Linked DNA regions of Homo sapiens: region 2 is linked to region 1. Evidence: read pairs that join two places in POLR2A ChIA-PET (ENCODE). Cell type or tissue: MCF 10A. All regions are shown on one strand. Each heading gives the region's core, and the rest is flanking DNA. Links, peaks and the distances in the headings are about the cores only. Region 1 overlaps NEDD9 (neural precursor cell expressed, developmentally down-regulated 9). Region 2 has its middle 48 kb from the start of ERVFRD-1.

The links. ChIA-PET counts read pairs that join two places held together with the same protein. Peaks named below come from ENCODE experiments on the same cell type or tissue, not always from the same donor. Only the 100,000 strongest peaks of a DNase experiment are listed, where the experiment ranks them.
Region 2: POLR2A ChIA-PET joins it to region 1 with 5 read pairs; 4 of 35 experiments call an interaction of 5 or more read pairs at or near these places.

What each region holds. Positions count from the first base shown.
Region 1 is chr6:11,223,637-11,226,375 of GRCh38, forward strand. All of the region lies in intron 1 of NEDD9 (neural precursor cell expressed, developmentally down-regulated 9), which reads right to left. All of the region lies in intron 1 of LOC124901256 (a long non-coding RNA gene), which reads right to left. Among named protein-coding and RNA genes, the nearest start is that of NEDD9, 7.7 kb to the right of the region's middle. In MCF 10A, for the core only: no CTCF peak of the experiment used is centred there; no DNase peak of the experiment used is centred there.
Region 2 is chr6:11,158,664-11,161,699 of GRCh38, forward strand. No RefSeq gene overlaps it. Among named protein-coding and RNA genes, the nearest start is that of ERVFRD-1, 48 kb to the left of the region's middle. In MCF 10A, for the core only: no CTCF peak of the experiment used is centred there; a DNase peak (open chromatin) is centred at 1,658.

The DNA.
Region 1 (2,739 bases), core at 1-2,500:
AGGCAGGAGGCTTGATTCAGGTGCTGCGGGCTATGAGGCGAGAGCGCCCATGCCAGGTTTAAAGCAAGAACAATTGGATGCAAATCCCCCGCACTGCTTAACACTCTCAGGTGTTCCAAACAAGTTCTTATTTCAAAATGGGCATGGCTTTATTTCTAAAGATGCCTATTTCTGCAAAGAAAAGGAAAGAGAGCACCTTGTTATTTACAAGTCAATGAAAAAAAAAGCACAACATCTTAGACAGTTTCCTGCAAAAGGCTGCTGTAAGGGAGATGGGATAATGCCTTCGACAGTGGATTAATCTCAGGAGCAGCCCTTGATGACAGTCTCTAGAGTGACCATGTGCTTCCGGACTCTCCCAGGCAGTCCCCAGGTTCAAATATCCTTCCCTTTGTCAGACCATATGTCCCATTTTTTTGGTTTGTAAAACATGGATACATACTCACAAAAAAGAAATATTTTTGAAACCAACAACAAAGGATGGGAATGTAAGTATATTTCTTGATTATGGATCTGCCATGGCTGAATTTCGGATTTGGGAGAAAAAGAGCTAGGCACTGATAAGAATCTTAAATTCAATCAACGTTATGTGTTCTCTAATTGACAAGGTGATGTCTGTAAGGAAATGAGATCGATTCCAGTGCCTCTGGGCCTCTGTGAGATAGCCTAGAAGTCCAGCTCCACAGTGACAGGGGTTATCAAGAGAAAGGAGGCTGTCGGGCTGCGTTCATTTCTGCTATTCCCTTCCTTGAACCCATTTAAAGGTGTGCTTGTCATGCTGGGCTCTGAGTGGAGAGGGTCAGGGAAGCGGAGATAGCACTGGACTTCTGCCCCAGGGGAGCATGCAAGGGAAAGAGGGCTCAACATTTTGCTAGGCCAATGCTGCTGTGGTAGTGCGACTGTACCACAGGTCCACGAACCCATTTCCTGCCAAACTCTCAGTCATGCCACAGTGACTAGTAACAAGAACGAAAGAACAAAAGGAAAAGAAAAAAAAAATCTCATCGACAGATGACTGATGTGTCCTGACACTGAAGACTCAGAAGTAGCTGGAGTGTCTAGAAGTCCACTTACTGCCATTTTCTGTGTGCTGGCTTTGCCTGTTATGGTTATTTTGGGAGGCGGAGGGTGTTGGGGGGCAGAAAAGCCCAGCTCATTCTTAAAGAGTCCTCTAGATGAGTCCTCAGTTAGCCTCATCTCCTGTGGGAGTGAGGCATTAAATTAAGGAAAACAAGTGGACTGTCATGAATCACTGAGATTAAGGCTAACTCATAGTTACCAAGAGATAGCACAGTGTTTCTGCCTGACCAATAAAACCTAGGAAAAACATGAATGACATATACTATCTAAATGCACAATGCCTTAAGAAGTAGACAGGAGATCTGGTTCAAATCTGAACTTTACACGTGTTTTGGTTACTGCAACTTTCTACTGGGTTTCACAGATAATTAATCCATCCACCGCCCCCCTGCCCCCCAACCACACATACACACAGTAAAAAAAGGAATTCAAATTAATTTCAAAAGGGCTATCAAATATTTTTGTTGCTTGAAATGGTTTCACTTTTACATATTTGTTGCTAAATCTTTGTTTCCTGTGGGCATAAACATAACATTTCATGTGAGGGACATTTTTAGTAACATCATATAACTATTACCTTGATATGTTAGACATATCAGGGGGAATTCTAATTCGCAAGACTGAGATTTGCAAAGAAACATGACACTTACAAATCACTGGATCCAGCCTTTGAATAAGGATCATGAACTACCTACTTAGACACCGTGTAAGCACCAGAAGCACTAGTAGTGGTTAGTGAGGGGATTAGGGAGAAAGAGACTAGCTGTTTTGTTTGTTTGTTTATTTGTTTGTTTGTTTTGTTTTTGAGACAGTCTCACTCTGTCGCCCAGGCTGGAGTGCAGTGGTGCAATCTCGGCTCACTGCAAGCTCCGCCTCCCGGGTTCAAGCCATTCTCCTGCCTTAGCCTCCCAAGTAGCTGGGATTACAGGTGACCACCACCATGCCCAGCTAATTTTTTGTATTTTTAGTAGAGACGGGGTTTCACCGTGTTAGCCATGATGGTCTGGATCTCCTGACCTCGTGATCCGCCTGCCTCGGCCTCCCAAAGTGCTGGGATTACAGGTGTGAGCCACCGCGCCCGGCCTTTTTTTTTTTTTTTTTTTAAAGAATAACTGGGATTTAATAGTCCATTGTGGGGCCCAGGAATATGTATTGGAAAACATTCCACTGGCAACTTTAATATCTCCATGACAGCTGCCTCCACTCCCTACGTCAACCATGAAAAACTGCTGTCAGCTCCACCACTATCCATATTTCTGGAGTGCCCGTTCTATCTTCCTCAAATTCACCTAGATCTCATTGTTTGGTCAAACTGTCTTCAAAGAGAGTCACCCTTTCCAATGAAGGGTACAAAAGGTTACCAACAAGGTGACTTATCTTAAAATGCAGATTGTTCAGGAAAATAATCCTTTGCAGGCTGTCATGTTCCCTAGCTGTGTGGAATCCTCATTAGCCAGCAGGAATTACTGCAGAGAGATGGCTGGAATGTTCAAAGTAAATAAGATGGAGGGGGGTGTTGTTGGCAAAGTATAAACAGGGTTTTTTTTTGTGTGTGTGTGTCCCCTTTTCATGCCCGTACTCTTTGCAACCATCTATCACCTAGGAAACCGTCAGTTACTCTCTGGCATTTTAAGTTAGAAATATAGTATTTCTTCCCAA
Region 2 (3,036 bases), core at 333-2,832, 65 kb before region 1:
GTGAGGAAGCAATCAAAGACTGGTGTGATTACATTAAAAGACCATAGGAATTAAGTAGAAGAAGCTCCCACTGGCCAAAAAATGGGAGAATTTGAGTTCACAAAGAGAATAATGACTGCGATTGATAGAAATATATCAAATATCTAAAAATCAGTAAGTTCAGAACAGGACAAGGGTGTCACTCTTTCCATTTCCACATTGTACCATAGAACATTCTGGCTAGGACAGCTAGGCAAAAAAAAAAAAAAAAAAAAAAAAAAGAAGATTCACATTGGTAAGTAAGAAGTAAAATTATTTATATTCACAAATGACATGATCTTGTATATTAAAAAGATCAAAGACTCTACCAAAAAACAATGAGAACTAACACACAAGTTCAACAGATCAATATAAAAAAATCAATTGTATTTCTATACAGTAGTAATAAATAGTCTGAAAATGAAATTAAGAAAACCATTCTCTTTACATGAGTGTCAAAATGAATAAAATACTTAGGAATAAATTTATTTTATTCCTAAGGAATAAAAGGAAGTACAAAACTCAAAACTTGTACACTGAAAACTACAAAACAGTATTGAAAAACATTAAAGAAGATTTAAATAAATGGAAAGGCACTCCATATTAACAGATTGAAAGACTTAATATTGTTGGGATGGCAATATTCCAGTTCATCTACAGATTCAACACAATTTCTATCAAAATTCATATGGGCATGGAAGGAAACCAGAATGGTCCAAATAATCTTTAAAAAGAACAAAACTGGTTACTCATATTTCCTGATTTCAAAACTTATTACAAAGCTATAGAAATCAAGACTGTTTTTTACTGTCATAAGGATAGACATATTGACCAATGAAATATAATTGAGAATCCAAAAATAAATTCATATGCTTATGGTCAATTGATTTTTGACAAAGCAGCCGAGACCATTTCATGGGAAAAGAATAGTCTTCAACAAATGCTGGAAGAACTGAATAACTGAATATCCACATGCAAAAAAATCAATTTGTACCCTGAAATCCTACCATACACAATAAAGTGAATCATGTATCTACATATAAAAGCTAAAATCATTAAACTCAGAAGAAAACACAGTAGTAACTCTTTATGATCTTGAATTAGGCAATGGTTTCTTAGTTATGGCAACAAAAGCACAAGGGATAAAAGAAAAGATTGATAAGTTGGACTTCATCAACATTAAAAAAATTTTGTGCTTCAAAGAATGCCATCAAGAAAGTGAAAAACAACACACAGAGAATATTCTCAAATCATGTATCTGAAAAGGGACTCATATCCAGACTATCTAAAGAATTCTTACAATAATAAAAGACACATAAGCCAATTAAAAAATGGGCAAACGATTTGAATAGATATTTTTCCAAAGGAGATAATGAATGAATAATGAGCACATGAAAAGATGCTCAGCATCACTGGTCATTAGAGAACTACAGCTAAAAACCCCAAGGAAATACTACTGCACACCCGCTGGAATGGCTGTCATAAAAAAAGACAGCCAGTAACAAGTGTTAGTGAGGATATGGAGAAAACTGGAACTTCATACATTGCCAGTGTGAATGTAAAAGGTGCAGTCCCTTTGGAAACGAGTTTGGCAGTTCCTCAAAATCTTAAACATAAAGTTACCATATAACCTAGCAATTCCACTCCTAGGAATCTACCCAAGAGAAATGAAAACATGTCCATACAAAAATTTGTACATGAATGTTCATAACAGCATTACTCACAATAGCCAAAAAGTGGATACAATCCAATGTCTATCAACTGATGAATAAACAAACTGTACCATATCCATGCAATAGGATATTACTCAGCAATAAAAGAACTGAATTACTTACATATGCTACAATATGGGTGAGTCCCAAAAACATAAGTGTCACAAAAGTCCACATATTGTGATCATTTATATGAAATATCAGAAAAGGTAAATCTTTTTTATCTTTTTTTTTGCTAGACTTTTAAAAGCAAAAATCTTGGTTTTACTCATCAATTCTACTTTTTGTTTGTTTTTAAATCCCTTACTTTTGTTTTTATCTCTACTAGTATTTCTACTTTGTTTTGGTTAATTTTGTTTTTTCTTACTTTTGAGTGAAAATGAATTAATTTGGTTTAGTTTCAAATTTCTAAATTTCCAGTTGCTTTTTGGAGGGTTCTGTCTTAATTTAAAATATGAATATGAAGACAGATACCTTCTTGAGAGACCTGAAAATGTTATTTCCAAATTCCAAATATGACACTGTATTATGTTGTTCTATTGAAAGAATCAATCTGAGATAATTCACATTAAAATATGAAGTTGGATCTGCAGGAGAGAAGATTGTAGTTAGTCTTGTAAATTTAAAAGTTGTCTTTCCATGAAAACATTAAGAAAAGCAGATGGCCATGTTTTGTTTCTATTATCCCTGCTTGAGCCTAGGATTATCCAAATTCCAATTTCCCAAAACTGCTAATACAAAAAAGGTATGCGCCTTCAAGGAACGTCTTTCCTTTAAAAACCTCATCCCACTCATCCAAAATCTTATTAAAGTCATTTGACAGCCTTCATTCTTTTTTGACCAATCAGTTCCCCAAGCTCAACCAACTTTGTTCAGAAACCTTTTACATTTCTTATTATGTGGGAAAATGATTCATTTTAATTGAAGAGAGCTTGTTCGGAATTTTCAAAATGAAATTTGAGCTCAGACAAAGAAAGCCTCAGACAGAAAGGGTAATTTTTCATCAACTACTGAAACCAGGGGACATAAAACGAATGTCTGTCTGTGCCCTTAGCATTCATGGTTTCTGCCATGGAACTGAATGCCCATTCTTCATTGTTGATCTGTGACTCAGCCCTTGTGCATGAATACTTGGATAGAACAGAGACACACAGCAGGGCAATTCTTCCCTAGTTTAAATTGTTTATGGTGCCTTTTGTACCTATAATTCACAATTTAAACATTCCTCTTAAGTGCATTTGTTTATATGCTACTCAGGCTTAACAATGGGCTTTTGAGAAGCTCTTATGTACTATTACACTACGAA